Linked DNA regions of Homo sapiens: regions 1, 2 and 4 are each linked to region 3. The links are chromatin loops, found by intact Hi-C in ENCODE. Cell type or tissue: heart right ventricle. All regions are shown on one strand.

Region 1 (8,000 bases), 480 kb after region 3:
GCAGCAGCCCCCGCTTCCGCACGGCCCGCCGGGTCGCGGTGAGCAAGGCGGGCAGGCGCGGCGGGAGGCGTCCGACGCCCACCCCGGGCTTGGCGTCCCCTTCCGGCCACCACGCGGCGCCGCCCCCCGGGATCCTCCAGTCCCCGGAGCCCCGCGCGCCCAGAGCCGCTCGGAGCGCGGGCGGGGTCAGCTTGGGCAGCCGCGGGTCGCTGCTGCGTCGGAAGTCTCCGTCGCCAGGGAGCCCCTTGGGCGCCAGGTCCTGGGCCCCTGGGCGAAGTCGACGCCAGAACATGCTTGGCCCCGCACTCAGCTCACCGCACCCTCAGCGCGCGTGGGTGGGGGGCGCCGGCTGAGGTGGGGAGGGCATAGTCCAGCCCCAGGCCATAGTGCCCCGGGCGGGGCAGCGCGGTGCGGGGTGAACGCCACCGGCCCGGCGGACAGCGAGTGGCTTCAGGCGAGAGCTCCCAGAGCCTCTGTTTCCTCACCTGAAAAATGGTGACAGCAAGAGTAGCCAACTTTGGGGGTTGCTGTGACGTTTAAATGAGCAAGTACATGCCAGTCTTAGAACAGCAAGCTCGGTACAGTGCCAGGCACGCTGGCCAAGCTTACACATAGACTAGCTGCCATTCTTAGTATTTCAAAGTTATTATTATTTAGGATTTAGTCCCAGCTCCACCACTTATTAGCTTTGTAACCTTGGCCAAGCCAATTAACTTCCCTCTGCCTTCCCTGGGGGCTCTGGTCTGCAGAATGGGGATAATAGCAGCACCTGCCTCTCTGCAGCCGTGAAACGGCATCACCGCATCACCGCTGGTAGAGAGAGCACTTAGCCTGCCTTGCAGTGTTCAAAGCGTGGAACTGTTACCGTCATTAGCGCTCTACTGGGAATTAGGAAACCTGGAACCAGCTTGAGGGAAGAGAGACCTGACCAGCAGCCTCCCAGCCCTGGTGCTGCCTCAGAGACCCCTGGGTGGGGAGCCTGTTGAAAATACAGATGACTTACCCCCAGCCCCCATTCTGATTCAGTACGTCTCTGCTGGAGCCAAGACAGTTTGTTGTTCTTGTTGTTGTTGTTAAAGAGATGGGGTCTTGCTAAGACGGGGTCCTGCTGTCACCCAGGCTGGAGTGCAATGGCACCATCATAGCTCACTGCAGCCTCAAATTCTTGGGCTCAAGTGATCCTCCTGCCTCAGCCTCCTGAGTAGCTGGGACTACAGGCACACACCACCACAGTTGGCTAATTTTTGTATATTTTGTAGAAATGGGGTAGAATTTTTTTGTATTTATGTTGCACGGGCTGGTCTTGAACTCCTGGGCTCAAGTGATCCACTTGCCTTGGCCTCCCAAAGTGCTGGGATCACAGGCGTGAGTCCCCACTTCTGGCCAAGACACAGACTTTTAACAAACTCCCCCTTTGGGAGGCAGAGCCCCAGTCTTACTCCCAGCTCTGACACTGAGGGGTTTCTAAGCCTGCTTCCTCCCAACCACACCCCACTCCCAGATTGTTGTCAGCTCTGAGCTGACTCCTGGGCAGTGTCACACTCACCCTGGTGGGCTTCTGGGTGGGGCCCTAGAAGGTCCTGTGAGTTTAGAGCTCTCTACAGGCAGGCTGTAGAGCCCATCATCCCTGCCTGGTGCCTCTCCCAGCCCCTCCCGGCTGCCTCTGGGCCGCTTCAGGGTCATTGTGATCCGCCCCTCACCCCTGGGCATCTGAGTAGCAGTGGGCACTGAGGCCTGGGGACTAAGGGTGGGGCTATTGTGCCCTGGATGCCCTGGCCGCAGCCACCTGGGGCACTGGGACTCTGACCAGGGCAGCCAGGCCTACCCTTTCCAGATCTGGGAGGCTTAGGCTGGGTGGCTCTGGAAGTAGAACTTCCACCCCAAGACCAGGCAGTCAGAATACAATGGACCTAGAAATGAACAGACCCTGCGGGGCACGGTGTCTCACGCCTGTAATCCCAGCACTTTGGGAGGCCGAGGCGGGCGGATCACCTGAGGTCAGAAGTTCAATACCAGCCTGGCCAACATGGTGAAACCTCGTCTCTACAAAAAATACCAAAATTTGCCATGCATGGTGTTGTGCACCTATAATCCCAGCTACTTGGGAGGCTGAGACAGGAGAATCGCTTGACCCTGGGAGGCGGAGGTTGCAGTGAGCTGAGATCATGCCACTGCACTCCAGCCTGGGTGACAAAGCGAGACTCCATCTCAAAAATAATAATAATAATAATCCAAGGTCTGGGTGCTAGGTGTGCTTCTTGCTATTGAGATGTCATTTCTTTCAGGCAGTCTCAGCTGACAAAGAAATGTGTGTGTATACTATGAAACACACACATATCTATAAATATTTCTATAGGTAACCATCTGTACTTATATTAAGCTAAACATGAGCTCATGCTGACATCTCCAACTCTAATCCGTTACACAGATCATTTGAGACTCTGTCTCACAAAAAAAAAAGAGGCCAGGTTCCAGTGGCTCATACCTGTAATCCTAACACTTTGGGAGACCGAGGCAGGTGGATTGCCTGAGCTCAGGAGTTCGCAATCAGCCTGGGCCACATGGTGAAACCCCGTCTCTACTAAAATACAAAAAAATTAGCCGGGCGTGACAGCGTGTGCCTGTAGTCCCAGCTACTTGGGGGGCTGAGGTAGGAGAATTGCTTGAACCCGGGAGGCGGAGGTTGCAGTGAGCCGAGATCACGCCACTGCACTCCAGCCTGGGCAACAGAGTGAGACTCCATCTCCATAAAAAAAAAAAGAAAGAAAGAGCCGGGCACGGTGGCTCACGCCTGTAATCCCAGCACTTTGAGAGGACAAGGCGGGTGGATCATGAGGTCAGGAGATCGAGACCATCCTGGCTAACACGGTGAAACCCTGTCTCTACTAAAAATACAAAAAATTAGCTGGTTGTGGTGACGGGTACCTGTAATCCCAGCTACGCGGGAGGCTGAGGCAGGAGAATGGCGTGAACCCAGGAGGCGGAGCTTGCAGTGAGCGGAGATCGCGCCACTGCACTCCAGCCTGGGCGACAGAGCAAGATTCCATCTCAAAAAAAAAAAAAGAAGGAAGGAAGGAAGGAAGGAAGAAAAGAAATTAACAGACCCACTTTCAAGTCCATGGTCTGCTGTTTTGCTGTGTGATCCTGGAGAAGTGTCTTCTTTCTCAGGACTCCCTGGGCCTTATCTCTGAGTCTTGGCTGGGAGAGGGCCGAGAGGAAGCTCATAGTATTGTGAAGCTGGGGTGGGAGACAGAGGTCATTTACATGAGTATTTCACTGGCGTGGCATAGTTTCATAATTTGAAAATGAAGAAACGACTTTGTAATTCAAATAACAGAGTGACTCACTAGAGAACGCGTCGCCAAAGATATATTCTATTTTCTGTCAATGCTTCTCACCAGGGATGGAGGGACATACTTTCCTGGAGAGCTACAATATTGAGTGGGGGAGGGAGATATTTTTGTATTTATTTAAAGGGTATGTGTCTTTTTTAATGGCTGCGAAACACCAGATTAACTAGACGGTTTCTTTTTTTCTTTTCTTTTCTTTTTTTTTTTTTTGGAGACGGAGTCGCGATCTCAGCTCACTGCAAGCTCCGCATCCTGGGTTCACCCCATTCTCCTGCCTCAGCCTCCCGAGTAGCTGGGATTACAGGTGCCCACCACCACGCCCGGCTAATTTTTTTGTATTTTTAGTAGAGACGGGGTTTCACCGTGTTAGCCAGGATGGTCTCGATCTCCTGCCCTTGTGATCCACCTGCCTCGGCCTCCCAAAGTGCTGAGATTACAGGCGTGAGCCACTGCGCCTGGCCTAACTAGATGGTTTCTAAGGAGCCCTCCAGCCCTTGCACTCTGCAAATATTTATCAAGGAACTACTATGTGCTAGGCTTGGGAATTCAGAGATGCCAGAGGCTTTGAGGTCAGGGAGCCGGCCAGTCCTGGGAAGGCCTTGGAGCGTGGCTGTGGGGAAGGGGCTTGCTCTTCTGTTGACAGGAAATAAGACAGGGCTGGATTTTTAGGCATACAGAGAGCTTGGATCAGAGCTGCCCCCTGGCGGAGGATTCCGGACACCCCCACCGATTGAAATTGCCCAGGATCAATCCCTTTGCTTAAAGACACAGAAAATGAAGCTTGGGAGAGGGGCTCAGACCAGGGGTAGCAGTTGTGACCTAGAATAGTCTAGAGGGTATGCCAAATAAGATGCACATACACACATCCTGCGGACTCAATGCAGAAGGGGCTTTTTAGCATCCCCTTTCTACCGTAGCTTTCAACACATTTAGAGCAAACACACTTTAAGCACCTTCTGTGTGCGTCGCCCAGAGGAAGGAACACCAGGATAGTATTATTATTATTTTATTTTTGAGACAGAGTTTCGTTCTTGTCACCCAGGCTGGAAAGCAATGGCGCGATCTAGGCTCATTGCAACTTCTGCCTCCTAGGTTCAGGCTATTCTCCTGCCTCAGCCTCAGAGTAGCTGGGACTACAGGCATGCACCACCATCCCTGGCTAATTTTGTATTTTTAGTAGAGACGGGGTTTTGCCATGTTGGCCAGGCTGGTCTCAAATTCCTGACCTCAGGTGATCCGCCTGCCTTGGCCTCCCAAAATGCTGGGATTAGAGTCGTGCACCACCGTGCCCTGCCAACACAAGGATATTATTAATAGTATAGGAAAAATGAACTTAAGATGGATATTGTCATTATAACAGCTTCCATTTCCTGAGAACCCACTGCAGGTGCTGAGCTGAAGGTCTGACGTGCAATGTCCCACAAGTTTAACCCTCTCAGAGCATCAGAAGTTGAGTAATTATTACGTTGCTCAACTTCCTCTTCTGACAGGAGACTGAAGCTCGGAAATGTTAACAGGCTCTACCCACCTGCAAGCTCCCGTTTCCATCACCGCTGCCTCGGAGATAGCTCCAGAATTTCTTTGCATGGGAGGAGCCTAGGGAAGGGCCACGCTTTTGGAATGGAAACGTCATGGGCTTGTTTTGCTCATTTCAGTGGGAATCCCATGGCACTGCCGAGAGTATTTCTTTTTATTTTATTTATTTTGGGGGGTCGGTATTATTTTAAGATGCTAATGGAGATGGGTGGATTTGAGGACCAATGGCTTTTTTTTCCCTTTTTACTCAAAGCCCGCACAACACACTCGTTTTTAGAAGTCCAGCCTGCAGCCTCCAAACGAACTGTTGTACGTGCTGGGGACGGGGAGAGGGCGACGCTGCGGCTCTTTTCCGTTCGGGAGGTCCTTCTAGATTCCCAAAAGTCAATTTAGTCAAGTTTTGAGCTGTAACCTGTGTTGGGCGCGGTGGCTCACGCATGTAATCCCAGCAGTCTGGAAGGCCGAGGTGGAAGCCTCGCTTGAGGCCAGGAGTTCAAGATCAGCCTGAGCAACAGGGTGAGACCCCGTCTCTAATTTTTTTTTTTTAAAGAAGTCAAATTAGGCCAGGTGCGGTGGCTCACGCCTATAATCCCAACACTTCGGAAGGCAGAGGCGGGCGGATCACTTGAAGTCAGGAGTTCGAGACCAGCCTGGCCAACATGGTGAAAACCCGTCTCTACTAAAAATACAAAAATTAGCTGGGTGTGGTAGCTCACGCCTGTAGTCCCAGGTACTCTGGAGGCTGACGCAGGAGAATCGCTGGAACCTGGGAGGCAGAGGTTGCGGTGAGCCGAGATCGCGCCACTGCACTCCAGCCTGCTTGACAGAGCAAGATTCTATCTCAAAAAAAAAAAAAAAAAAATTTAAATTATTTTTCAAAAGAAGTTAAGTTAAATCCGGAGCCCGCGCGGGGGAGGGGCGAGCTGAGCGAGGGGGTGGAGCCAGCCATGGGCCCGCCCCTAAACGCCCGGAAGTGACGTTGGCGGACAAAGGCAGCGCGCGCCGCGAGCTGTCGCGTCTGGTCGTGGTCTGGCGGAGCTGCGGTTGGCTTGTGGCGTCTCCGCCGCCGCCGCCCTCCCTTCCTCTTCCCCATCTTCTTCTCTCGGTCCCGGGAGCCCCCGCCCGGAGTGAGTAGCGCGAGGCGGTGCGAAGGGTAGGCAGCCGCTGGGAGAGGGGAGGCTGCGACCCCTAACTGTTTCGGCGCCCTGAGGTCCCGGGTCCCCGGCTCGTCACGTGACCCGGCGCGTGCGCGCGGGCCGGCACAGGCCTCACGTGCGCGTCCCCAAGAGGTCTACGGGCCGGACCTGGGCAGGGACTACGGAGCAGTCCATGGGTCGGGGTACAGGAGGAAAGTCAAGGCACTCAAAGCCCAGGCAGGGCACTCCCCCACCCCGGTCCCCAGACCGCAGCAAATCCCTTTCTCTGAGCCTGTTTCCCTTCCGAGAAACAGGGATATGGAGAGCGCCCACTTGGAGGATGGATGGGAGGAATCGGTAAAATCGGTAAAATGCCCAGTTCAGAGCCTGGCACAGTTAAGTGCCCGCTGCACAGAAGTTGCTGTCGTATTTAACCTTGGGTGCCACCCGAGCGCCAGCCCGACACAGGTGCAGCTCAAAAAAGACAGCCCGAGAGCCCTTGCGGCCAAGGTCAGCCTGTCTGCAGGGAGGCTGCCATATCGAAAAGCCCAGACTTTGCTGCGCACCAACTGTGTGATCTCTCCCTCTGGACTTTGGTTTCTCCTCTGTACTATAAGTGATTGCCACAACTGGTGTCAGAGGCCCTGACAGCGGGGAGGGACAGTGTAACCGGTGGTTGTGGTGTGTAGAATGATTGCCCAGTGAGATGGGATGAGCCTCTGGGAGGAACCAGGGCTGGTATAAGGAGCCTGGATTCCCTCCTTAATTCTGTTCTCGGCTTCCTGTTTGTATGTTTAAAGACACGTCACTTCCTTTAGTGTGCTGGTTTTTCTCTATGTAAACTGAGGACTGTGCGGGGGTTGGAAGGATGCATGGAGCGTTTTGGTGGAGGCCGGAAGCCCTAGGATCACAAGGATGGCATCTAAAAAATCTCGGTGGGGGTTCTGTGCTTATAGGCAGAGGAAGCTCACTCCCCACTCTGGCTGATTTGCAGAGCTGTTTGAGTCTGCTGGCTTGGCCGCCCAGCATACCAGTAACAGTCCCCTAGGTGTGTCCAATACAGCTTCTGTGGCATTCTAAGGCAGTTTTCCCATTTGATCCTCATAGTGGGCAGAGTTGACAAGAATCTCATTTGACAGAGATTTCTAAGCTCAAGAGAGAATATGTGCCCGGCACTGTGCAAAGCACTTTAAGCTTTTCATATGCACTTTTAATCACAGCCTTTCTGTAAAGTCGGTATTACTGTTCCATTTTATAGGTGAACTGAGGAATGGTGAGGTTTAATGTCTTGTCTGTGCTTACACAGCAGGTGTGCAGAGCCAAGATTCAGATCTGGTTCATCTGGCTCCATCAGAGCCTTTGTTAGTTTTTAAATGTATCCCCTGTTTTGTCTTCTTCCCTCCCTTTCTCACTTCCTTCTTTTTCTTAGAGCACTCTGCCGTTTGCATGTGGCCTGCTGCTGTCCACAAAGATCCAGGGAGGATGGACTCTGTCCACTAGGCTGCTAGAGGGTGGAGGTAACTTTTAGGCAGGCTTTTCCGTAGAGACTTACGTGAGGAGGATGAGATGACTGCAAAAGTCTGCCGGTGACAGTTTCAGCACTGTTTTCTTCCATGGGTCGTGGGAGAAGAGATGCAGTACCTTGGGTCTGAACACCTTGGCGGGGAGGAGGAGGCAGCAGCCAGGTGACTGTGAAGGATGTAGGATCACATTTACTGGCTGAGCAGCCATTTACCAGGCATGAGGGGTTTGTCTTCCTCTCTGAGCTAGCCTAGAGTGCACACAAAGCCCGTGTGCTCCTGGCCCCCTCCCAGGCCCTTCAGCCACATACGGCATCTGTGCTCTGGAGCAGAGTGTAGCAGGACCACCTGCTGTTGGCTGACTGACCTTGCTGTTCCCTCAGACTCTTAGGGACCTCCTCCTGCCCCACTCCAATCTGGACACCACGAGGCAAAATGTAGCCAGGACCCCAGGAATC
Region 2 (8,000 bases), 190 kb after region 3:
TCCATGCCATGCAGACTTCAGCAGGCTGCTTGAGTTTCCCCACAATATGGCGGCTGGCTTCTCAGAGTGAGTGATGCAAGAGAGTGAGACTGAAGCTGCAGTACCTTTTATGACCTAGCCTTGAACAGTACATGCAGTCATTTCCTCAGTATCCTATTGGTTATGCAGGCCAGCCTGATTGATTGTGGAAATGTGTGAATGCCAGGAGGTGCGAATTGTTTGGAGACCATGTTGGAGGCCAACTGCCTTAGTAACCATCACTTTGGTACCAGGACATGTAACTTGCCTCATTTGCACAGTTGCTTTTTCTTACCATTTTGTAGACATGAGTAACATTGGGAAGTGAACCTGTTAACCTGTGATATGAAGAGAAGGGGAAGAGACCAAAAATTTATCAGCCACACCAAGCCCTGGAAAACAGCGGTACTAATAACCCAGCCTCCCTTCCTGGGTGCTCACTCTGTACCAGGTACCTCATGGGCCTCAGGGTGCTATGCAACCCCTGTCCCCATGAGCAGGTTCCACTGATATTTTCAAGTCAGGCCACTCATGCCTATGAAATGCATGAAATGAGATTTTTTTGTGATGTTGGCTATGGCAACACACGTGGCTCTGCCTGATGGAAGCTGAGACAAAATTGGTAACCTGAGCGAACCCGTGTGGAGAAGATTTGAGCAGAGAGTAAGCTTAGGATGGATAAATGCCCACGATAAACAAATAATAAATAGATGAGATGAAATATTTATTTCATGTACAGGATGAGGATTAAATACGTTAACAAGATGAGGAGTCAGGGTGAGCCTGGGGAATCCCTGGTTTCACTGGAGCCTCCTGGCTGGGAGAAGTGTCACGTCTCCAGGCTGGGGCAGCGGCAGGGCTCCCTGGTTGGGAGGTCTAGTGGTGACACGTGGAACACCTGGTGGTGAGCCCCAGAATGCCTGTGTCCCAGGCCGACCCATACTGGTCATGAGCTGTGTGATCCAGGCAAGTGACTTCACGGACCTCAGTTTCCCATCTGCAAAATGGGATGATAACAGCAAACTTCACCACTTGTGATGAGGATTCGGAGAGTGAATCTTTGGCCCAGCACAAGGCCTGTAAGGTGTTTCACATGGCAGAGTTGGTGGCGGGTCACCAAGGTGGTGGTGTCCCAGGTTGAAGGAACCTTTCTAGAAATTCCATTGCCTGGAAGGATCCAGTGACACACAGTGGACCCTGAGCCACAAAACAGACTGTGGTAACTGCTGGGGCCTCCCGCAGGGTGATCCCCGAGGAGGCTGGGAGGAGCTCAGCCCTTTCTTCTGCTGGGGGCATGTGCAGGCATGGAGACTGCCCGGCCCCTTCCTGTCCTGTTGGGGCATGATTTTCAACAGAGGGAGGATTCTGGGCATGTTTTCCTTTGGAAGTCTCACCAGGCTGAGCAGGACTTAGAGGAACTCCGGCTACGTTTGCTGTCCCAACAAATAGACCAGGTATAGAGAGAACAGGCCCTGTGAGAGGTAGGGAAAGGAAGGGAGCTTTGGTGGGGAGATTTTGGGGTCTTTCCTGTGGGTACCGAGGTTCTGGGCAGCTGGGTGTGCTGGCCTCCTCTCTGGACATGCTCTGTGGGCATCTTGGCTGTAAATTCCAGGCCCCCCTGCCAGGGATTCCCTCTCTGAGTCTTCAACGAGAGTGAAACTCCATTTCAAAAATAAAATAAAATAAAAAAGCGAGGAGGCTGTGGGCCTAGATGATCTCTCAGCCCCTCCCAACTTTAACACTCTGATTAATTGCTGCATTTATTGAACTCCAGCTGTATGCAGGAGTGGTGTCTGGGAGATGGGAGGTGCTGACCCCAACCCAGGAGGAAGAACCAACCTGAGCCTGCAGATTTCTATGTGGCCTGGGATGGCAGAATGGCCATGTAGGCTGCAGGAGAGCCTAGTACCAGGCCCAGCTGCCATCTGAAACGTGTCCTGCTGGTGGCACTTTGGCGTGGTTCAGGTGTTCTGGTCTTAGAGTCCATTTGGTTTGTACATGAAAATATGTTAGCGGCCTCTTTCCAGTAAGGTTCTGTTTTTGTTTTTTGTTGTTGTTTGTTTTTGTTTTTAGACGAGTTTCGCTCTTGTTGCCCAAGCTGGAGTGCAATGGCATGATCTCTGCTCCCCGCAGCCTCTGCCTCCCAGGTTCAAGCGATTTTCCTGCCTCAGCCTCCCAAGTAGCTGGGATTACAGACATGTGCCACCACGCCTGGCTAATTTTGTATTTTTAGTAGAGACAGGGTTTCTCCATGTTGGTCAGGCTGGTCTTGAACTCCTGACCTCAGGTGATCCACCCGCCTCGGCCTCCCAAAGTGCTGGGATTACAGGTGTGAGCCACTGAGCCCAGGCTTTTTTTTTTTTTTTTTTTTTTTTTTTTGCGACGGAGTCTTGCACTGTTGCCCAGGCTGGAGTGCAGTGGCGCAATCTCGGCTCACTGCAACCTCCACCTCCTGGGTTCAAGCAATTCTCCTGCCTCAGCCTCCCAAGTAGCTGGGACTACAGGTGCGTGCCACCACACCAAGCTAATTTTTGTATTTTTAGTAGAGACGGGGTTTCACCATGTTGGCCAGGCTGGTCTCGATAGCCTGACCTCGTGATCCACCTGCCTCGGCCTCCCAAAGTGCTAGGATTACAGGCGTGAGCCACCGCGCTCAGCCCAAGGTTCTGTTTTTTATTCAAGGCGTCTTAGGGCTTAGAGCTAAACTTGACCATGTCATTCCACACATAAGCCCTTCCCTGGCTCCTCACTGACCTCAGATGACGGTTCATGCTGGGAGTGGCCTCAAGGCCTTCTGGGACCTGGCATGGGCCAAGCTCTCCCACCTGGGGCTTTCCTCCCCTTCCTCTCTCTCCTCCAGAAACACAGATTGAAACATGAGAACGTCTCTCTTCCCTCTAGAGCCTCACACTTGCTGCCTCCTCTGCCTGGAACTCTCTCCCTCTGCTCTCACAGGGTTCCCTAAGTGTCGCTTCCTCCAAGAAGCCCTCCCTGATGAGTTGAGCCACTTTAGTTTGTGCTCAGGCTCACCCTGCACGTCTTGGTTGCTCTCATCACTGTAATGATCTAAAACACACGTCTGCTCATGAGACCCGCATCCCACCCCCGATGCTGGGGCCGCTCTTGGATTTTCATGCCTGCTGCCAGCACCCAGGGGGAGCTCCGGAAATGTCTGCTGGGTGAGTCATGAACGCGCAACCTGTTGATCCAGGTTGGTAATCAGTGGCCGGGCCTGCCAGCAAATCACCTGACCCGGTCACCCAGAGGCTGGGAAGGACTGCCGCGGCTGCCGCCCAGATCCCTCCTTCCTCCCCCTGAAGGCTCTGCCTGGAAGGAGCGAAGGGGTTAAGTGTTTCTGGCGGCCTGGTGCTGTGTCTGCTGCAGTTCCCCCTTCCGGGGCTGCAGCAACCCGAGGTTGGCGAGGAATGTTTGCAATGCAGAGCTAGGAGGAGGGCGGGCTGCTAGAGGTGGGGGCCGAGGCAGGCCCGCGGCCAGGCTCCCTAGTTGAGCAATGGCCCTGCTGGTTCCTGTAACTCGGACCCCTCCCGCCTTTTCCCGCCCTGCCGGCTTCCTCCACCCCGGCTGGGCTGCCTGCCGGGCAGTGGGGGCGGCCTGCACTCAGCTGCAGAGGGAGGTGGAGGGACAGAGGCCCAGATAGCCTGAAGGTCAAGAGTGAAAGAGAGGGGTTCCCTGAGAGACAGAGCAGGGGTGCAGTTGGCTCAGCCACCCCAGCCCAGAGAAGCGGGGCCTTTTCCAAAGTCACACAGCAAGACACCAGTGAATTGGGCCACAGCTCTGGGTCTGGCCTCTTTAGTTCCCATAACTCTAGGCTGCAACTCCCACACACAGCAGGGAGGTCACATTGCCACTCAGCTGGGAAGCTTTGAACCACAGGGGACCCTCTCCCAACAGAAGGCAAAGCCCCCCCACCCCAATGCACTGGCTTGGCCTCTTCACCTAATCCCCAGGGTCTCAGAGAGGACAGTGCACCCACTGGTCTAGGTGCACCCCTCCATCCTGCCATTAACTCCCCACCACTTCCCACTGCCCACTGCCCGGCCAGGTCTTGGGGACCTTGGTCACCTCTGTTCCTCGCTTCCGGGAGTATGAAGTAAATGAATGAAGGCCAAACTTGAGCTGGTTCTTGAAAACCCTCTCTCCCCTCTTCCTCTGGGTCTTTTCAAGGAAGGACCAAACTGGCACGGTGGCTCATGCCTGTAATCCCAGCACTTTGGGAGGCTGAGGTGGGTGGATCGCCCGAGGTCAGGAGTTCGAGACCACCTTGGCTAACATAGTGAAACCCTGTTTCTACTAAAAATACAAAAAATTAGCTGGGCGTGTTGATGGGCACCTGTAATCCCAGCTACTCTGGAGGCTGAGGCAGGAGAATCGCTTGAACCCAGGAGTTGGAGGTTGCAGTGAGCTGAAATCACACCATTGCACTCCAGCGTGGGCAACAAGAGCAAAACTCCATCTCAAAAAAAAAAAAAAAAAAAAAAAGGAAGGACCTTCATGAGTACCAAATATTCACTTGGGCTCAGACGCAAAACTCAGCTCTTTCTCCACAAGCACCCCCCTCCTTTGGGGGGAAGCTGTGTTCCCTGACACTGTGGGATGAGCTCCTCCCTCTGCCGGCAGTATTTCCTCTCTGGGGGACCTCTGGGGAGGTGGCCTTGCAGTTGGGCACACCTGGCTTGCATCCCAGAGGCACCACCTTCAAGCTTCCTGGCTTTGCCACACCTCTCTGAGCCTCGGTTTCCTTATCTGTGCCATGGAATTCAGAGAGGCCCCAGTCTCACTAGGCTGAGGCTCAGGGCCAGTTGCCTTTTCCTGGCCCCACAGATGTATGGTCAGTTTGGGGGTATGCCCCCATCCCTGCTCTGGGCTTTGCCTAAGACAGGCTGTGGGCAGCCCTCAGAGGCGCCAGTTTGGCCACACCTGGCTGGAATCAGCGGGTGGGTGGGAGCACACAGCAGGGACCCAGTGCCTTCTAGAACACAGCTAGCAGTTCCCGTGAAAATCAAAACACCCCATTTTACAGGTAAGGAGGCTCTGGGAGGAGTGGCTTGCCACACTATGCAGATATAAAGAGGGATATTCACCAAGAAAAACATACCAATAACACCAAGGGCCCTCCTACACATTGTTCTACCACTATTTATTGAGCACTTACTACATGCCAGGCAATGAGCCAAGTGCTTTACAAGGCTGACCTATTTCAATCCAACAGCATACCGAAGAGGGAGGCATATTGATCCCCCTTTTACGGGAAACAGTGAGGTTGATGCATTTGCCCAAGATCACACAGCTCTTGGGGAGTGGAGCCTGACTTTGAATTTAGGCCGCCCGCCCCCAGAGCCTGTGTTCTTGGCCATCCTTCTTCGCACCTGGCTTAGAGACCCAGGCTCTGCATAGAGGGGCCCAGTGATCTTGGGTTAGTCCCTTAAGCCCCAGCCTAGCAAAAGGGAAAGGAAATATCTTCAGCACCCAGTGAGGGGGAGCTCAGAGAGGGGACCCCTTTTACTACAGGGCACACAGCCGGCTGAGCCAGGACCCACCACACTCAACTCCCCGGCCCCTGGCTCCCAGGAGGTGGCTCCTCCATGGCCGGGAAGGACCCCCACGGCTGCTCCCGCAGGCAGATGGACAGACGATGGCCCCCTCCCACGGCCTGCGGGCTGTGTGGCATCGCCACCTCCTCCCGAGCAGGCTGCCTTTAAGAAACCAGAAGATTGATTTCCTGGCAGGCTCTACGCCGAGGAGCCCGTCCAAATGGTTTGCATGTCTGCATTTTTTACTGCTCCGTTTAATATGTATGCAAATGCCGGCCGGCTGCGCCCGCCGCGCGGCTGCACAGTCACACGCGGCGCCCCATTAAAGCGGCCGTCCCGGGCGCGCGCCTCATTCGAGGCGACGGGCTCCGGGCCCTGATAGATGGGGTGCGGGGACGGAGACAAATGACGGCCTTTGTAATTTCTTTTCTCTCTTTTTCCGGGGGAGGGGGAACTCGCAGAGGAGATTTAAATATATGCAAAATTGTTTGCGGGCTGGGGGTGGGGCGGAAACCTGAAAGGGGCGGCGGGGGGAGGAGCTGGTGTGTTCCTGGTGGGAGTCGGGCTGGAGGCAGGAGGGGAGCCGGGCCCCCACAGTCACCTTCTGGCGGAGACAGCCGAGCGAGCCGCTCTGCTCCTGATAAGCAGGCCCGGTCCTCTGGGAAGCGTGGGCTTCAGCCGCAGAGAAAAGGAAAATGCTGGTTATTTTCGGCCCCGTTACACGCGGGAAGCCGGGGATGGTGGTTTTTCCCCCATCGCACCACCGCTTTCTTTTCTTGGGCTTCCAGGGCTTATAACTTAATTGGTACGGTGTCATTTAAGTTTCGCATTAGCCCATGAAGTGGGTCCCGGGTTCACACCCATTGTGCAGATGGGGAAACTGAGGTTTGCGGGAGTGAAGTCCCTTGGGGAGGGTTGCAGAGAGAGTGGGTGGGGATTGGGTCCCTCCAGAGCCCTGTCTTTGATCCCCACGGCCCTCTGCTGTCTCTCTGGCTCTCAGCGGTGGGGTGTCCGCGTGCCTGCCTGTGCCCCAAATCTGCCCGGGCTCGCCCCATACCACGAGCCAGCCCCCTCCTCCTGCCTGCCCCCACGCGCGCCAGGTGACAGGCCCACAGCCCAGCGAGCTGGGGGACTGAGCCTCACATTTTCCAAATATTGCTTAAGCCTAAAATCCGAAGTGCTGGTTTTAAAGGAATCTTTCCTAATTTGTCAGGATTTTAGGCCACATGGCAGCTGGGGGCAGAAACATTTCTGAGAGGAGGCTCCAGCCTCAGGAGAGACCCACCGTGGAGCAGACCACTCAGACCCACCGGAGACCCAGAGTTACACACTGCTGTGTCCGTGTGTGCGCGCCTGTGTCCGTGTGTGCTTGGGTGTGTCGTGTCATTGTGAGTGTGCTGGTGTGTGTGCACCAGTGGGAGTAGGGGAGTGTATATTAGTGCATGTGTGAGTTTCAGTGTGTATGTGTTAGTGTGTTACGGGAAAGGGGTCCTGATCCAGACCCCAAGAGAGGGTTCTTGGATCTCGCGCAAGAAATAATTCAGGATGAGTCCACAGTGAAAAGCAAAAGCAAGTTTATTAAGAAAGTACAAGGGATTGGGCGCGGTGGCTCGCACCTGTAATCCCAGCACTCTAGGAGGCCGAGGAGGGCAGATCAACTGAGGTCAGGAGTTTGAGACCAGCCTGGCCAACATATAGTGAAACCCTGTCTCTACTAAAAATACAAAAAAAAAAAAAAAAAAAAATTAGCTGGGTGTAGTGGCATATGCTTGTAGTCTCAGCTACTTGGGAAGCTGAGGCAGGAGAATCGCTTGAACCTGGGAGGCGGAGGTTGCAGTGAGCTGAGATCACGCTACTCCAGCCTGGGCAGAGCAAGACTCCATCTCAAAAAAAAAAAAAAAAAAAAAAAAGGGATAGCGGTAAAAAGACAGCTACTCCGTAGACAGAGTAGGATGTTCCTGAAAGTAAGAGGAGGAGCGAGGAACGCATCCACCCTAGGTACAATGCTTGTATATATGGGGAGATTTGCTCTGCTACAAGGGTTTGTGATAAAGGATTAATTTTCTTAATTACTATATTTTGCAAGAATCGATATTATTATCTTTAAAGCAAAATTAGGAATGCCTTTGTTCTTCAGATATGGCGATATCTGGACACTCCTAAGTCCGGGTCTGTTTTAGTAAACATTATTAATTTGTTCCCTTAACCATAAACCTCTAGGGGCTCGGAATACCCACCTTTCTGGTAATGCAGCCCAGCGGGTCCCAGCCTCGTTTTCCAGCCCTCACTCAAAATGGAGTCGCTCTGGTTCGAACGCCTCTGACAAGTGTGTACCTACGTGTCAGGGTGAGTATGGGGCTGTATGTACACACGTGTCACTGTGTACACGTGTCGGTGCGCATGTATGAATGTGTGTTGTCCTTGGCTGGC
Region 3 (8,000 bases):
TCTCGATCTCCTGACCTTGTGATCCGCCTGCCTCGGCCTCCCAAAGTGCTGGGATTACAGGCGTGAGCCACCGTGCCCGGGCCCTTAATCAGTGATTTTTATGCCTTTCCTGAGCCAAAAGATGGCTGAGTGTTTGTTGGGGGAAATAAAGCTACATTATTGAAATTGAGACCAGTTAACACTCTTCAGTGGTTATTTTGGGGTCTCCTTGTGCTCCCAGTGGCCGAAAGGGTGAGACTGTCTTTTTACTTTTTGCTACCTTCCCTTTCCCTGTCCTCCTGTGCAGGTACCTTGAGGTTATGCGGAAACTCCAGAAAACATACAGGATGGAGCCAGCCGGCAGCCAGGGAGTGTGGGGTCTGGATGACTTCCAGTTTCTGCCCTTCATCTGGGGCAGTTCGCAGCTGATAGGTACTAGAGCGGGAGGTGCCTATCCCTCCACCCCCAACCAAGGCTGCGTTCTGTGGCCCTCCCCTGCCCCTCCTGCGCTCCCTCCTTCCCTTCTTCCTGCCCAGGGCAGACAGTGACAGCTTGGAAAGCAGGGCATTAGACCAGCTATTGAGGGAGGCTGTTTACTGTCGACCTTCTGCTGTGAGAGCCCGTGTGGTGGGCTGGAGGAGGCGGAGGCCAAGCGCCACCAAGATAATGGGAAGTGACATGGGCTGGAGCAAGGGCGCACGCCTGGTGCATAATGGACTGGTGTGAAATGCGCCCCAGCTCCTGGCAGCAGCTGTGGGGTTTTATGTTGAAAATGAGGGACCCTTTTGATTTGGTGACCAGTGTCATCCACTGTTATTATCGAGCTGTGTGCAAAGGGGCCCGTTAGGGAGCAGCCGCCAAGTGCTGGGTGGTGGGCCTGCTTCCTGTGGGGCTCAGAGAGGCCTGCTCTGGTGACTCCCCAACTCTTGAAGCTAGTTTTCAGGATGGGCGTAGGTGATCATCTCTATTTTGATGAAGAATGAACTGCCTACAGACTGATATTCATAAATGACCATTAGTTGTGGCCTCGGGTGCATTGCCTCCCCGAATCTTCTCAGTGACACTGCGAAGGGTCTGCCAGCATGAAGCCGGCTCTGCTGACTGGCACCTGCACCAGGCACCATACTGAGTGCTGTAGGTGTGGTAATTGTTGTCATGGCCCCTAGGAGGAGGTGCTCTTCTTGTCCCCAGTGTCCAGGTGAGGAAACTGAACCTTGGCAGGCTGAAGTCATGCGTCCAACGCCATGCAGCTAGAGCTTAGCACATTAGAATACACAAACCCAGAGTTACTTATTGCTCCTTCAAGGTGAGGTGTTGAGGGCACCACGGGCAGGACTGAGGCCCCTGGGGGGGTGTGACTGCTGGGCCGGGTTGCCCAGGTAGTCGTGGGGCCTGGTTCTGAATGCTGGGGCCCATTCCTTTTCCCAGACCACCCATACCTGGAGCCCAGACACTTTGTGGATGAGAAGGCCGTGAATGAGAACCACAAGGACTACATGTTCCTGGAGTGTATCCTGTTTATTACCGAGGTGAGGAGGAGGGGTGAGAGAGAAGCCCATGGCTGCCTCCAGGCTCAGATGAACCAAGGCTGGTGGCCTTACAGTGGATCAGAAGAGCCAGAGCTGCTGCCCAAAATGGCAGGGCCGGCCGGAGCGGGTTATTGAAAAGGAAGCACCACTGGGCCTCTTCCGAAAGAGCCGCTGCTGACTGTCAGGTCCTCCGCCCAGTTCTCCTTCAGTTTCTCCTGAACACCACAGGAGTCTTGAGATGAGGGTCTAAGACTTGGTCACTAACTGGCCTTGGTGACTGCTGCAGCAGGTCTGAAAGGGTCGGGGCGGGCGGAGGTTTGTGGGGGAGGGTCAGCATCTTTCGGTGGGGCCCCACAAGGGTCTGTAGAACCATGTGCTGTGGATGTGTAAAATGAAACCACCAGAGGAGATGGAGCGAACTTCTGGTGCAGACAGCTTTTCTGTCGAAGGGACACGTCTCTGTCAGTGCCTGAGGACGTGGGCCCGAGCAAAGTGCTGGAGTGGGAGTGCGCAGGCCTGGCCTGTGGTGGCAGTCACTGGATAGCCAGCCCCACGGCTGGGTTCTGGAACTGGAAGTTATTGTCTCACCAAGGCAGGATTCCTTGCAGTGGGCCCTGGACCACTTGTGCGAGATCTCCTAGTGTGTTTGTTAAAACGCACATTCCTGGGCCCTCCATCCCAGCTTATTGCATCAGAATCTTAGGGGACAAGAGCCAGGAACCTGCATCTAAACACACGTGCCAGGCGACTGCACAGGAAAGCTGGGGACCCTCTGCTCTCTGGACCTCTCTTGAGGGAGGTGTTAGGACTTCTCATCCTCTCTGCCATCCCCATGCCCCAGTTTCCAAAGGGCGCCCTCGCTCAGCTATCTGGAGAGGGTTTGAGAGTTCTATCCCTCCTCAGTCCCTTTCCCGACACCAGCACGGATGTCTGCTGCCTCAGTGAGGTTCCTAGCAGGCCTGTGGATGCTGGCCACGGGGGCTGCTCTCCGTCCGGGCTGTGTATTCTGAGCCCCCGACGAGGTGGAGAAAGCTGGGTTATAACCAGCAGCCTTGGCTCCAGGCTCTTCCTGGTCAACATTCGGCTCAGGCTTCTGCCAAACTCCAGAGGCCAGAGGGGAATGACACATTTTTTCCAAGTCAGCAAATGGAGCCGGGACTGACGGCTGGGCGGCCACCACTTCATTCCCGGAGATCTGCTGCCCTCAGCAGTGTGGCAGGCCCAAGGTCGGGAGGACTTGGGGGCAGCCTGGCTCACTGCCTTGAAAGCCAGTCACGCGCTGCTCTCTGTGGAGTGGAATGTGGGGGTCTGCGGAGCCCTGGGGGACCTCAGGATAAGCTGGAGGAGCAGGGTGGGAAGAAGGGTGCAGATGCCACACTGAGTTCTTGGGTGTGGCTGAAAGGCTGAGCTGTTTGGGCTCCCCCGGCGGCTGGCCAGGCCTCTGGGTCCCTGTCGGTATTCTAACTAGGAGGCATGCCAGGCCTGGCCTCCAGGATTTTGGGAATTGATTCCATGGTAAAATTTTGTCTTTAGTTGGTTGGTTGATTTTGTTGGTATAAACACCCCAAAAGCTTTTCCAAAGTTTGGGACCCAGTTCCTCCAGTAGAGGAAATCTCAAAGTAGCCACTAGGTGGCAGGAGAGGCACACTGAACTTGGAGAGGGTTTGGTGACATTTATTTGAGGCAGCAGAAGGAACAGGGAGGGGAGGGCGTGCCTAGAGTTGTTGGCTGTTCCGCACCTTCTCCACAGGTCCGGGTTTTCACTTTGGGTCTAGGCTCTTGGGCATGGTGTTCAACAGTAGACCCTAGGAGGAGTGTGCCCAGGAGCCGGGGTGGCTGCAGCAAGGGCCCATCTTGCCACGTGGCCGCTGGTTGCAGCACACGTTGTGTTGGTTCTCCAGAGCGCCCACCCTCTTCCACCTCGGAGCAGTGAGCAGCATTTTGCAGTCCCTAGTTGGTGAGTGGCCTGGCCTAGCTCACTGGGGACCTGGAGGCTTGCATGGAGTTCTGTACGCCTTGCTTGGGAAGGAGGCAGTGTTTCCTCTGGAGACCCTGGATTCACCATGGTGCTCTTTTAACTGGGAGATTAACTAAAACACCGAGAACTTGGGAGTGGAATCAGGCAGCCCTTTCAGGGTCTCATGCCAAGACTGCCCTGATACCCGTGGGCATCCTAGGTGAGGGACCCCACCTTGCAGGGCCTCTACAGCCTCTGTAAATGCAGCCCTGGCGCCTTTAAGAGCCCAGGGCAGGCAGGAAAAGAATTTCAGTTTCAATCTGGCTTCTAAATTTGGAGTTTTGGGAAGGGAGGGATCAGATTTCAGCTGGAAGGGAAGGAGCTGACAGGAAGGCGCTGTGCAGAGCCTCCCCACCCCCGCCCATCCCCCCAGTTACTGACAGAGGAGCCATTTACAAAAGGCCGATTCTCTGGGGAGTGGAGAGGCAGGAACGCAGCGTCTGTGAGTAATTTCCTGCTCAATATGGCTGCTCTGACTCACACGATTCCCCTGGGGTCACTGCGGGCTGCAGCTCGCTCGCTCATTCTGGTTCTTTCTCTTCTCCCTTTGTGGCTAGAATGAGCTAATTTTTTCTTTGTCTTCCAGCCCCGATTCCTTTTTCTCCCACTCGTCTGTTTTCCTTTGCCAGAGTTACAGGCAAAGGACTGTAACCTCCCTGAAGGACTTAGGGAGACCCTGGGGTACTGAAGGCCTGGGGGCAGCCTGCAGCCCCTCCAAAGAAACTACCTCTCTGGCCTTTCTGTGTGTAGGGGCCCAGGGCCACTGGAGCTCCAGGACATGGGCCTAGCCCTGGCTCTGCCAGAGGCCTTTTGAGGATCTGTTCTTTGGCCCTGGTAGGCGAGGCTGGCCAGGAGGCAGGGGCTCTTGTCTTCCAGTGCCCATCTGCCTGCCTTTGCCTCGGAGCCCTTGCCGGGCAGGCCCCTGGCAGACAAAGCCGACAAAGCCGACAGGGTGCCTCCTGGTTGCTTGCTCAGAGGGCCCTGTCCAGAGAGTGAAACTGGTTACACAGCTCCATGCTCCCTGAGCTTTCCTGGGCCTGGAAGTGTGCACAGGGCTGGAGCCTGCAGACTGGGGAAGGGGTGGGGTAGGGTGGGGAGGTGGGGGAGGGGCTGGGGGTGGAGTGTGGTTGAGCAGGGCAGTTGAAACAAAGCTCCCCAGAGGTGAGGCCCCTGTAGGCTCGGGGTGCCTGGCTGCCCTCCTGGAGGAGAGAGCCTGGGGTGATTCTGAGTGAAGCGAGTGGTCCAAGACAAGGCCCCCAGGGACCAGAGTGGGCTTTGTCTCTGTTGGGTGCCTCGGGCTCTTGCCTGGCTGTGGTGGAGCCTGGGAGAGAAGAGGAGGGGAGGGAGGAGCCTGTTGTCCTTGCTCCTGAACATGGGTGTTTGGATGGGCTTTTTGGGAACCTGGGCCAGGGGAGGGAAATGAGGGGGATAAAATGACAGGTTTTTTTTGACTTAAATCTTAAAAGTTTTGTCACAGTTGCCCTTACTAGAGAAGTAAGAGGCCTGCCAGGAGTGGGTCACCAGGTGGCAGCCCATGGCTCAAGAGTGGGGGCTCCTGAGGGCTCTTGTGGTGAACTGATGCCCCTTTTTGGAGAGCGTTTCTGGCTTATCTTTTCTCCTTCAAAAAATAACCCAGTCTCCCCTGACACCCGCATGTTTCTAGAACCTTCCAAGTCTCTGTTTCTTTGCCAGATTCAGCCTCTTTGCAGAGTCTTCCTTCTGCAGCATGGGTCTGGGGTACAGAGCCCTGTTCCCCTGTAAATGCTGCCTATGAGCTGGGGGGCTGTGTCGAGGGGAATTATGAACTGCTTGGTTAATAAATACAAATGTGCTGGACTTGCGGTGTCAGGGGGATATGCTCAGGCACACAGGCGTCCCTCTGTGGTTTCTGACGTCATGGGAACTTCATGCTGGCTGCAGAATCTTTCTCTTCCGTCCTGGAGGGTCAGACTCTTTGGCAAGAGGGAGGACCAGGAATGGAGCCGTCCTTGTGCCTGCCTCTTTCAGCTGCTGTGGCGGCCACCCCTTCCCCACCTCCTGGCCAGGCCAGGCTGGCTGCTGCTTCAGGCACCCCTGCCTCCCATCGGCCCTCTCTTCCCTGCCTGCATGGCAGGCAGAGGGCTGTCGGATACCTGGGTTTGGTCATACCCACCTTGGTCCTCTTGCAAATTGACCCTTTCCTCATCTCTTCTAGCTCTGCTGGTGGCAGGTGCAGACCACGTGTCCTGTGGGGGGGCCTGGGGGAGAGGGGGTGGGCCTGGAGGGGTGGGGCCTAGCTGCTGCTGCTATTTATCTGAACCCAAGTGAATCCCTGTGCTGGAGAGGCGCTCTGAGGCTCCTGGGGAGTCGGTGGGAACGACACCAGAAGCTCAGGTGGAGATCTTATCTTCCTGAGGCTGCTGGATTTGGTGGGCGATAGGAATCAGGCCCCCTTTTTTTGGCTGTGGGAGAAAGAGGGGTGACTGCGGGTAGGTGGGCAAGGAATGTTATATTTTCCTAGCAGGCCTTGAGGGCCAAAGGGGAACCTTGTCTCTGGCACTTGCATGTGCCTGTTTGTATGTTTGCCCCTCAGGCAGATGCTATAGCTTGGTCCCCAAGTGTCTGCGCGTGCATTGTGTGCGTGTGCGTTTGTGTGTGTGTGTGTGTGCATGCATGGGTGTGACTTTGCTGCAGGGGAGGAGGGATGAGCTCCCAGCCAGAACCTGTCTCTTCAGCTTGTGGCTTCTCTTTTTCAGATGAAGACTGGCCCATTTGCAGAGCACTCCAACCAGCTGTGGAACATCAGCGCCGTCCCTTCCTGGTCCAAAGTGAACCAGGGTCTCATCCGCATGTATAAGGCCGAGGTGAGTGGGGGCTGGCCAGTGTGCCCGTCCCTGCTGCCGCACTTGGTCCTGGGCTGGGGACAAAGCAAAAGATGTGGAACCTGGGGCTCCTGCTTCCTCCTACCCCACTGTTTTGCTCTGAATCTTAGGCCAGCCCCTCTGACACTTGGGGCCTCGGAATCTCCCATCTGGGGCATGGGCAGTCAGAGAAGCACCAGCCACCCCAGCCCCGAAAAGCTGCAGTCCAGCTCTGTCCTGATGAGCTTGGAGGCTGAGGCAAGGACCTGCTGCATGGGGAGTGGGGGCGATGGGGGCCTCCCTTCTCCTTTATCAAGTGGCCAAAGGCTCCTCAAAGCTCGGGCAGTCTGAGTCTGGCTCTCCCATGGCATACCTGGGAAGGGTCTTACCCTTTGGAGGCATCTCCAAAGTGCTGCCTTCAAATGTTAGTGTGTATGATCACTGAGTGGTGGGAGGTCTGAGGGTAGGCCGAGAATTGGCATTTTTATGGACCGCTTCAGGGATTTTGATGCAAATGGTTTTCCCTGCTCTCAAATCAGATGCTGAGGAGAGGAGAGCTGAGGCTTCCTGGAGCTCCCCCTGCTGGCAGGCAGCCGAGGGTGTCTCCTGCCCTCTTGGCACTGTTCTCCCAGCCAAGGAGGTGGCCTTTTCTCTCTTCCAAGTGGGGAGGAGACATTTTATTTCTACTCTGTCCCTTCTGCTAGCTCCTCCCACTTCCTGGGAAGACTAATTCTAGAACTGCTTGACCTTGGCCAGGGAAGGGCTGGATGTGAAGTTCCACACCTGGAGTGATGGGTCCTTAAAGTCCCTTCTTTCTGTTCTCAGGCTGGCCCTTGTGACTAGTTCATGGCCTCAGACACTGTACTGTGGGCACCATCTCTTGACTCCTGGCCGGCCTTCTCTTCTGGGAAGGGGCTGCTCCAGGTCTTCATTGGACCCAGAGCTTCCTGGATCCCATCAGCAGAGGCGGGACAACGGGGAAGGGTGCCAGAGGCCAGCGGGGTGGGGGAGCACAGATGCTTCCAGTTGGCTTGGCTCCCTGCACTTGGTCCTGAAGGGGTTAATGAGGCTTGAACTGAACAGACCGGGCCCTCACTCCCTTCCGCCCCCTCCCCCTTTGGTCCCCTTCCTCTGGACCTCACATCCTGTGTTTAGGTTCCAGCCCACATACCTCTCTAATCTGAGAGGCCTGAGAGCCCGTTGGCTGGAGCTGCCTAGGTTCCTTCCGGCTGCAGCTGGCCACCCCCGGCTCTCCACTCCGACTCTGCCCTGGGTCACTGCCCTCTGGTGTCCTGATGTTCCTGACCCCACCCCCGCCTGTCCCACAGTGGGGGCTGCTGGGGAACTCTCACTCTGCTGTGCCCCGCCTCCAGGGTGTCTGAGCATGTGAGAGGTGCACATCGCCCACCAGCCACCTCCCAACCCCAACCCTTGTGTGCCAAAGAGAGGACTCTGGCTGCCTTCTCTGCTTGGTACCTGAAGTACTGTCTTCTCTACAAGCCTCTTAATTCAAGTGACTCTAAACTTCTCTCGACTCAGGCTCTAAGGCCCAAAGGATAGGGCAAGAGACCCTGTCCCCTTCTCTCACCTGCCCTTCCAGAGACAAAAGAACTCCAGGCTGCCAGAGGATGAGGG
Region 4 (8,000 bases), 270 kb after region 3:
GCTCTGGGCAACTCAAAGACGTTCGGATCATGGTCCCTACCCTCTGGGAGGTTTCTGGCAGCGGGGTGGGGCCAGAGACAAGCACTGACTTAGCTGTGTATAAAAATAGCAAGGGCTTGCACGTGACAGGGACAAGTCAGGTGCAGAGAAGCAGGGAGAGCTCTCTCACCCATACCTGCCCCCCAGCCTCGCTGTCCTCTCACCCCAATGGACGCCCTCTTGGCCAAGGCGGCTGAGCTCCCATGTCTCCACCGGGTGCCATCCCAGACTCCCAGAGGCCTGGGGCTGAGGGGCTCCCTCCACAACCCCACGTCTCAACCAGCGGCTGACAGAGGTTAGAGGGCTTGCACAGATCTTACCGCTGGTGGCTGGCAGAGCTTCAGAAGGGTGCAAAAGGGACACTAACTTGGCAATAGCACCCTGGGATCTTCTTTCTCACCTCTCTGCTCCTTCAGCTGACAATCCAACCCTGCTCTCCACCGCTGAGAACAGGCTCTGGACCCCCAGAGACCCTCTGAACTAACCACTGCACCCCAAGGAGCAGCTGCAGGGTTTGGGGGTCCAGGACTGAGGCCTAGGACCATCACCATGGCGGTCACTGTCATCTCCATGACTACAATCATCACCTCCATGACCAACTGCCATCACCTCCATTATCACCACTATTGTGAGGGAAATTGTGTCCCCCCGAAAGATAGGTTCGGCCAGGCGCGGTGGCTCATGCCTGTAATCCCAGCACTTTAGGAGGCCGAGGCGGGTAGATCACCTGAGGTCAGGAGTTCCAGACCAGCTTGGCCAAAATGGTGAAACCCCAGCTCTACTAAAAATACAAAAAATTAGTTGGGCATGTTGGCGGGTGCCTGTAATCCCAGCTACTTGGGAGACTGAGGCATGAGAATTGCCTGTATCCAGGAAGCGGAGGTTGCAGTGAGCCGAGACTGCGCCAATGCACTTCAGCCTGCGCAACAAGAGCAAAACTCCGTCTTAAAAAAAAAAAAAAAAAAAAAAAAGATAGGCTCAAGTCCTAACTCCAGTCCCTCAGAATGCGGCTTTGTGTGGTCTTTACAGAGGTAACCAGGTTAAGGTGAGGTCGTTGGGGAGCCCTAATCCAATAAGAGTGAGGTTCCTATAAAAAGGGGAAAGGTGAACAGACATGGCAGAATGAAGATGACGTCAAGATGAAGGGCAGAAGGATGGGAGGACCGGAGGACAGGAGTGACACAGCCACACGCCAAGGCTGCCAGAAGCTGGAGAGAAGCCTGGGACGGAGGCTTCCCCGGGGCCTTCAGAGGCAGCATGGTCCTGCCCACGCCCTTACTGTGGACCTCGGGCCTCTGGAACCGTCAGACGGCTCTAGCAGGAGAATATAACCACCATCAGCATCACCACCACCATCAACATCACAACCACCACCATCAGCATCACAACCACCATCAACATCACCACCACCATCAACATCACCACCACCATCAGCATCACCACCACCATCAACACCACCACCACCATCACCATCACAACCACCATCAGCATCACCACCACCACCACCACCACCATCAGCATCACCACCAACATCACAACCACCATCAGCATCACCACCGTCATCAGCATCACCACCACCAACATCACCATCACCACCGCCACCACCATCAGCATCACCACCATCACCACCACCACCATCACCATCACCACCACCATCAGCATCACCACCACCATCAACATCACAGCCACCATCACCATCACCACCATCAACATCACAACCACCATCATTATCATCACCCTATCCTCATCCTCAACCTCAACACTCCTGTATTTGTTTCCTTCCTTACGGCTGAGGAACACATCACTACAAACCTGGTGGCTTACAACAACACAGATGATTCTCTTGCTGTTCTGAAGGCCAAAGGTCTTCAGCAGGCTCGGGGAGGACCCTTCCTGCTGCTTCCAGTTTCTGGCAGCTCTAGGTGCTCCTTGGCTCGTGGCTGCATCACTCCACCCTCTGCCTACGTCTACACACAGCTTCTCCTCTTCCGTAGGCACTTGTGATGACATTTAGGCCCCACTTAGGTCATCGAGGGTGACCTCCTCCCAAGATCCATAACTTAATGACATCAACAAAGACCCTTTTTTCCAAATAACGTCACATTCACAGGTTCCAGGGATTAGGGTGTGGACATATTTGGTTGGGGGGTGCACCATTTAACCCACTACAACCACCACCACCACCAGCATCGCCATGGTTGCATCAGTTAAGTTCTAGAAAGTACCAGGTCAGTCCAGGGCCCTCACCTGCGTCATGGCCTTTCTTCCTTAAGACAAACTCAGAGCAGGCTCTGTTATTTATTTATTTATTTATTTATTTGACGGAGTCTCTTTCTGTCACCCAGACTGGAGTGCAGTGACGCAATCTCTGCTCATTTCAACCTCTGCCTCCCAGGTCCAAGTGATTCTCTTCCCTCAGCCTCCCAAGTAGCTGGAATTACAGGTGCCCGCCACCACGCCCAGCTAATTTTTGTATTTTTAGGAGAGATGGGTTTTCACCATGCTGACTCGGCTGGTCCTGAACTCCTGGCCTCAAGTGATCCGCCCTCCTCATCCTCCTAAAGTGCTGGGATTACAGGCGTGAGCCACCACGCCCGGCCCAGGGTCAGTTATTACCCCCATTACTTAACACATAAAGAGGCCAAGTCTTGGAGAGAAGAACTCGCTGGCCCAAGGCTTCGCTGAGAAGGAAGGATTTGAACCCTAGCACTCTGGCGACAGTGGCCCCTGACTGACAGTTGTCCTGCCCCCAGCCCCAAACTTCTGATCATACAGATAATTCCACAGATGAAAGAGTGGGGCAACCAGCACCTGAATGGAAGGCACAGCGCCACGGTCCCATCTAGGCTCTATCACCAGCTGGTGGCGCATCTTAGCCCCATCTCCTTCCCCTCTCCAGGCCTCAGTTTGCCCAACTGTAAAACAAGAAGTGGGGGTAGTTGGTCTGGGTAATCTCCGAAGTCCTCCCAGATCTGGGGTTCTGCAACACTGGGTGTCTACTGTCATTTTGTCACAAACTTTGCCCAGGGCTCCGACTCTCGCATCAGCTAAACCCTCTGAACCCACCACCAGCTCTGCGTGGACGGTCAGCCTGTGGGGTGAGTGCTGGTGACTCGGCGTGGAGGGAGGTATAGGCCTGCCCGATGCCTGTCCGTATCTCAGGGCTGGGAACCTCTGTCTTACACTCCACAAGCGCTGGGGTGGGATGGGGTGGGAGTGGGGTGGGGTGGGGGTGGGGGTGGGGTGGGGATGGAGGATGCTCTTTCTTCTTGGAACCAGTGACTTTGGTTCACACATTCAGGGAGGGCTGTGCAGCTGAGAGCGGCTGGTGCTGGGAAGAGAGCTGAAGATCACTTTATCTTGAAAGGGCAAAGGTCTCCGTGACCAAAGGCTAACCGCATGTCCTTGGAAGAGAAAAAGAAAAAGAAAACATGAAACAGGCTAAAGGGGTCTCTGAAAGTTGTTTCCAAAACCTGGGTTGTTCACTAGGAGTTGCTTGTAAGTGTAAACACTTTTTTATTTTTATTTTTTGAGATGGAGTCTTGCTCTGTTGCCCAGGATGGAGTGCAGTGGCATGATCTTGGCTCACTGCAACCTCTACCTCCCAGGTTCAAGTGATTCTCATGCCTCAGCCTCCCTAGTAGCGGGGATTACAGGCGTGCACCACCACGCCTAATTTTTGTATTTTTAGTAGAGACTGGGTTTTGCCATGTTGACTAGGCTGGTTTCAAACTCCTGGCCTCAAGTGATCCTCCTGCCTCGGCCTCCCGAAGTGCTGGGATTACAGGCGGGCCGTGCCCGGCCAACATTTGTTTTTCTGAACCCATGGTATGGTGTGCACTGCAGAGGCTTTTTCCTCTGGCTTCCCTGTCCAGAGCAGCAACTGTATGCATTTGAGCTGATAATGTCCAAGAGTGGGGAGCTGAGTTAGGAACAGAATCACAAACTTTAATTAGCAGGATGACATTAACATCCCAGCAGGGGCTTGGGGGCGTCCTTCAGGCCCATCTGATCCCGGTGGACACCTCCCCACAGGACCCGCAATCTTGGGACACTGGAAGCCAGGCGCCCTTTGAGGGTGGAGGGAGGCCACCCACCTCCCCATGTGGCCAGAAATTGCATGCCCCGGCAGCCTGCCCTGGCTTGGTTCAGCAGGGCCCAGAATGTTCTGGTCTTTATCTGGTTTAGTTTTAAGTGCTTCCAACGGCAGCAGGGCTGTTCCACCACAGTCCCCAGGAAATTGGTCCGTGTAGGACGGAGCCTTCCCGAGAATGAAGTCATCTGTTCCTTTTTTATTTTTTGTTGCCTTTCTCCTTCAACGCGAGTCACCGGGCCTCTGCAGTCCCTCCCCGCGCCAACGCGCCCCGCCGCGGGGCCCGGACGGGGTGGCGGGGGAAGGGGCGAGGAGCAGGGCCCCGGGGTGCGCGGCCGCCCGACGCCCCCTGCTCTCGCCCTGCCCCCCGCCCCGGCCCCCGCCCGCCGCGGCCTGAAGGTGAGCTCCCGGGGGGCCGCCCGAGCTCCGGCGCGGCCCGCTCGGCAAACAATAACAGTAAATAACGCTCCCTTGTCAACGTAATAAAAACGGAAACGGTTACAATGTTTTTTAATAAGCGTCCCCCATCAATCTCCCTCCCCCTCGTCCCGGGCCGTGGGCACCGGGGAGGAGGGGGAAGGGTGGGGGGCACCGGGGCGCGCTGCTTGGGGGACCCGGGGTGCAGGAGGAGGACGCCCGGGGGAAGAGGGGAAAACACAGCAAGTGAGAGACGAGGGGGCGCGAGCGGCCGGGGTCACGCGCGCCAGCCGAGCCGGGAAGCGGCCGCGGTGAGTAACACCGTTGCCATGGCGACGTGGCCACGAGGAACAGGAAGCGGCAGAAATAGCAGCCACCGCGGCCCGCGCCGCCCGGCCCCTCCCCCCAGCCCGTTGCCACGGAGACCGGGCCAGAGCGAGGCTGCGCGGGCGGCCGCGGCCGCCTGCGCCCCAACCCGCGCATGCGCAGCGGGGCCTGGCCCACGAGGGCGTCGCGGGTGTGTCCCGTCGCCGCGCCGGGGCCACCTGGACCCCCAGACCTGCCCCTGCCGCCCGCTTAGGTGGTGGTTCGGGGGCCGGGGGAAGGAAAAGCCAAATCGTTCCTTGTTTGCCTTTGGAAAGCCGCCCTGCCATTGTTCCGGGCGGATTCCTTGGTTTCCAGGCGCTGTAGGCCAGGAGAGGAGGGGGCAGGAACCCCGGCCCAGCGGTCCCAGACGTTTTCGAAGCGACAGACCCTGGGCCCAGCGCGGGGACGCGGAGGGGACACGGGCTAGCAGCCCTGCCCTCCGGAGCTCAGGCCCAGTCCGGGCTTCCCAGGCCCCGGGGCTGCCCTCCCGGAGCCCGACCTCCCCTGGGGGTGGGGGTGCTGCCCCGGGGCCCCCTTCCTGGGTTTCCTGGTCCTTTTGTTCACGTATCCCCCTCCCCGGATTGAACCAGCAAAGAGCACAAAGCAGAAAATACATCCTTGCCGCCCGCAGGCTCCCTCATCCCGCAGAAAACTCTGAAACAGTCCACACCCGTCCCAAAGTTGAGAGAAACCTGGACGTTTCATAAACAAAACCCGCCCTCCAGCAGCGTGTTTATGTGGAGGCGGCCTCGCGTGTCTGAGGCTGGGGTGTGTGTGCTCGTGTGTGTGTGTACGTGCGCCGGGGACACGCGATCATCTCTCAGGTGTTTGTGGAGAATTTTTTTTCTCTCCAGATTTTGTTTGGTTTGTTTTTAATAAGGGTCAGAGGTCTGGGCTTCTGTGGGGAAGGGGCAAAGGTCATCTCGGATGGCCAGGCTGGGAGGTCCTAGGGGGAGGGGTCGCGGGGCCTGGGCTGCCGGGCGAGGCGGGAGCCGGTGGGAGTCAGCGGGGACAGGCTCCGCGAGCTGCTCCTGGGGTATGGCCCCAGAGAGGACCCGAGCCAGGACTGGGATCTCTCTCCCCTGAGCAGGGCAGCTGTCACTTCCCCGGCCCCTGTCCTGGCCACACTGGCCAAGAGAGAAGGCAAGCGGAGTGGCCCCGGTCTCTGGGGCTTTCTGCATTGGAAAGGGGAGGCTTTTGTTTTTTGTACAAGGCGGACTTCAACTTTCAGCGAGCAGGCTGACCAGATGGGAATGTAGACAGGGTGTGCGGGGAAGGGGGACCGCATGCTTCAAACCTCCTTCCTGCCACCATCGCCTAGCAGCCTGAGCCCCCACTGCGGCCCTGTGCTGGCTGAAGGGAGGGAGGGGCTAGGGCTGATGTTTCTTCTTCCCTCCTTCCCCCACCCCCCTTTTCCAGATGTGAGAAAGGAACCCCGCCCTGCAGGGGAAACTTGTCTGGTGTCCAGAAGACTTAGGATCCACGGTGGAGGTCTGGGTGCCATATTGCCGTCTCTCCTTGAAGGAGAAGATGAACACATAGGGAGAAGGCGCCTGGGAGCTGTCGCTACAGTCTAGAGAAGCCCCACCTTGGCCCAGCAGTAGCCTGTGCTGAGAACCGGGATTCCAGGACCAGACAGTCCTGGCGGTGGATCCCGGCTCTGCCGAAGCCACAGCTTGTGTATCTGGACAACAGGGATAGCGCAGTGCCCGTGTCACAGGTGGTGATGGCTCCTGGAGGTGGTGCACACAAGCTCGTGGCATGGCATCTGGTGCACAGTAGGTGCTAGAACATAGAAGCTGTCATTGGAGCTGGTGTGACCCAGGATGGCCACCTTGGGTCTCTGACACTCTGGGGCTGGCTGTGTCCCAAGGCAGGTTCATCTTTGGTCCAGCCTCCAGGAAAGGAGCACTGGACTGGGGTCAGGAGAAGCCGAGGCCAGGGGTTCTGCCACCAACCCATTGTGTAATCCGAGGCAAGTCCCTGAGCTGCTTTGAGCCTCAGTCTTCCCATCTGGCAAATGGGGATAATAATCACAACCACCATTGATTGTGAACTTACTCAGTGCCAGGTACTCCACCGAGGTCTGTACATTTCCTTATCTAATTCTGCCCTCAAAACAACCAAGTGAGGTAAAGACCACGATGATCCCACTTTCACAGATGAAGGGGCAGAGCCTCAGAGAGGTGAAGTCACTTGCTGGGGACACAGCTGGAAGATGGTGCAGTCGCTGTCACACACCCCTGAGAGCGAGTGTCCAGCTGCTGCTCCTGTCTCTGTTGTTCCCCTGCCCTTCCTGCTCACCCCCTGTACTTTTCGGTGGCTCCGGCCACAGCCCTCCCTTTGTATTTGAACCCTTGGATCCAGCCATTCTGGAATCTTCTGAGTCTGGTGCAGATCCAGCCCCCTCAGTGGGAGACATCCTCAGGGGTAGATGGTGGCTTGAAGAAAGCCAGGTGGGCCCCACATGGTCCCCACAGTCAACCCGGCGGCTCACAGCTGATCGGCCATCCACCGTGTCTCCCCCTGCCATTTACACCGAAGGGTTGGGGTTCCTAACACACCCGGGTGGACGCGTGGCCTCCAGATGGTGCAGTTAATCCCGCTGGAAGCCGTAAATCAGCGAGATTGTCCCAGCTTCCCCTCCCCTCCTCCGTGCTGTCACCTCCAGAAGCTGGTGGGAGAAGCACCCCTCCAGCCCCGCCCTCCCGCCCCGGCCTTTGTTCCTGCTCAGTAGCCGGCAGGACGTGGCCCAGTCACGGTCTCCACGGCCCACGTTTGAATCTCAGCCCTGTCACTGCCTGGCACGGTGGCTTTGGCCAAGCACTTCATCTCCTGTTATCCTCAGTTTCCTCATCCATGAAATAGGGTGGGTCACAGCACCTGCCTGGTCCTAAAGATGGGGGCTGCTGTGTGTGAGCGCTCCACCCTGGACCTGGCTCCCGGGGGGTCCTCGGATATGCTGCTGGTTATAACAAGTTCTTACTCTGGGCTAGGTGTTGTAATGCTTTAGCTCAGTGAATCCTCAAACAAGCACATTATGACCCTTTTATAGGTGGGGAAGCTCCCACTCCGAGAAGGGAAG

Evidence for each region. Peaks named below come from ENCODE experiments on the same cell type or tissue, not always from the same donor. Only the 100,000 strongest peaks of a DNase experiment are listed, where the experiment ranks them.
Region 1: it touches region 3 in a loop (4-fold over the local background); 105 of 110 quality-filtered maps call a loop at or near these places.
Region 2: a loop joins it to region 3, with 3 times the contacts of the local background. A loop is called at or near these places in 16 of 110 quality-filtered maps.
Region 4: it touches region 3 in a loop (3-fold over the local background); 16 of 110 quality-filtered maps call a loop at or near these places.

Annotation. Positions count from the first base shown.
Region 1 is chr9:129,620,283-129,628,282 of GRCh38, forward strand. C9orf50 (chromosome 9 open reading frame 50) reads right to left here and starts at 819. Exons shown (of 7, transcript NM_199350.4): 1 at 1-819. The coding sequence starts at 292. It overlaps NTMT1 (N-terminal Xaa-Pro-Lys N-methyltransferase 1), which reads left to right and starts at 5,881. Exons shown (of 4, transcript NM_014064.4): 1 at 5,881-6,013. RefSeq lists enhancers at 281-931, 3,802-3,941, 3,952-4,001, 5,854-6,392 and a silencer at 6,006-6,245. In heart right ventricle, a CTCF peak has its summit at 4,061 (motif pointing left); DNase peaks (open chromatin) are centred at 4,042 and 5,859; H3K4me3 peaks cover 3,493 bases; H3K27ac peaks cover 3,003 bases.
Region 2 is chr9:129,331,002-129,339,001 of GRCh38, forward strand. LINC01503 (long intergenic non-protein coding RNA 1503) reads left to right here and starts at 5,922. Exons shown (of 4, transcript NR_120686.1): 1 at 5,922-5,987; 2 at 7,791-7,916. RefSeq lists enhancers at 3,005-4,204, 3,188-3,990, 4,795-5,598, 5,599-6,402. In heart right ventricle, a CTCF peak has its summit at 3,381 (motif pointing left); DNase peaks (open chromatin) are centred at 3,520 and 4,674; H3K4me3 peaks cover 2,338 bases; H3K27ac peaks cover 7,048 bases.
Region 3 is chr9:129,136,185-129,144,184 of GRCh38, forward strand. It overlaps PTPA (protein phosphatase 2 phosphatase activator), which reads left to right. Exons shown (of 10, transcript NM_178000.3): 7 at 287-411; 8 at 1,408-1,508; 9 at 6,261-6,368. Among named protein-coding and RNA genes, the nearest start is that of PTPA, 29 kb to the left of the region's middle. RefSeq lists enhancers at 2,304-2,931, 3,400-3,489, 3,562-4,189, 3,610-3,659, 3,950-4,109 and 4 more and a silencer at 4,710-4,759. In heart right ventricle, CTCF peaks have their summits at 3,124 (motif pointing right), 5,063 (motif pointing right), 5,268 and 6,948 (motif pointing left); DNase peaks (open chromatin) are centred at 3,187, 3,947, 5,437, 6,957 and 4 weaker places; H3K4me3 peaks cover 5,251 bases; H3K27ac peaks cover 7,089 bases.
Region 4 is chr9:129,408,885-129,416,884 of GRCh38, forward strand. No RefSeq gene overlaps it. Among named protein-coding and RNA genes, the nearest start is that of LINC00963, 76 kb to the right of the region's middle. RefSeq lists silencers at 4,550-4,629, 4,650-4,819, 4,930-5,139, 5,280-5,419 and enhancers at 6,001-6,820, 7,414-7,913. In heart right ventricle, a CTCF peak has its summit at 7,499 (motif pointing right); DNase peaks (open chromatin) are centred at 123, 4,227, 4,887, 6,064 and 1 weaker place; H3K4me3 peaks cover 1,884 bases; H3K27ac peaks cover 6,415 bases.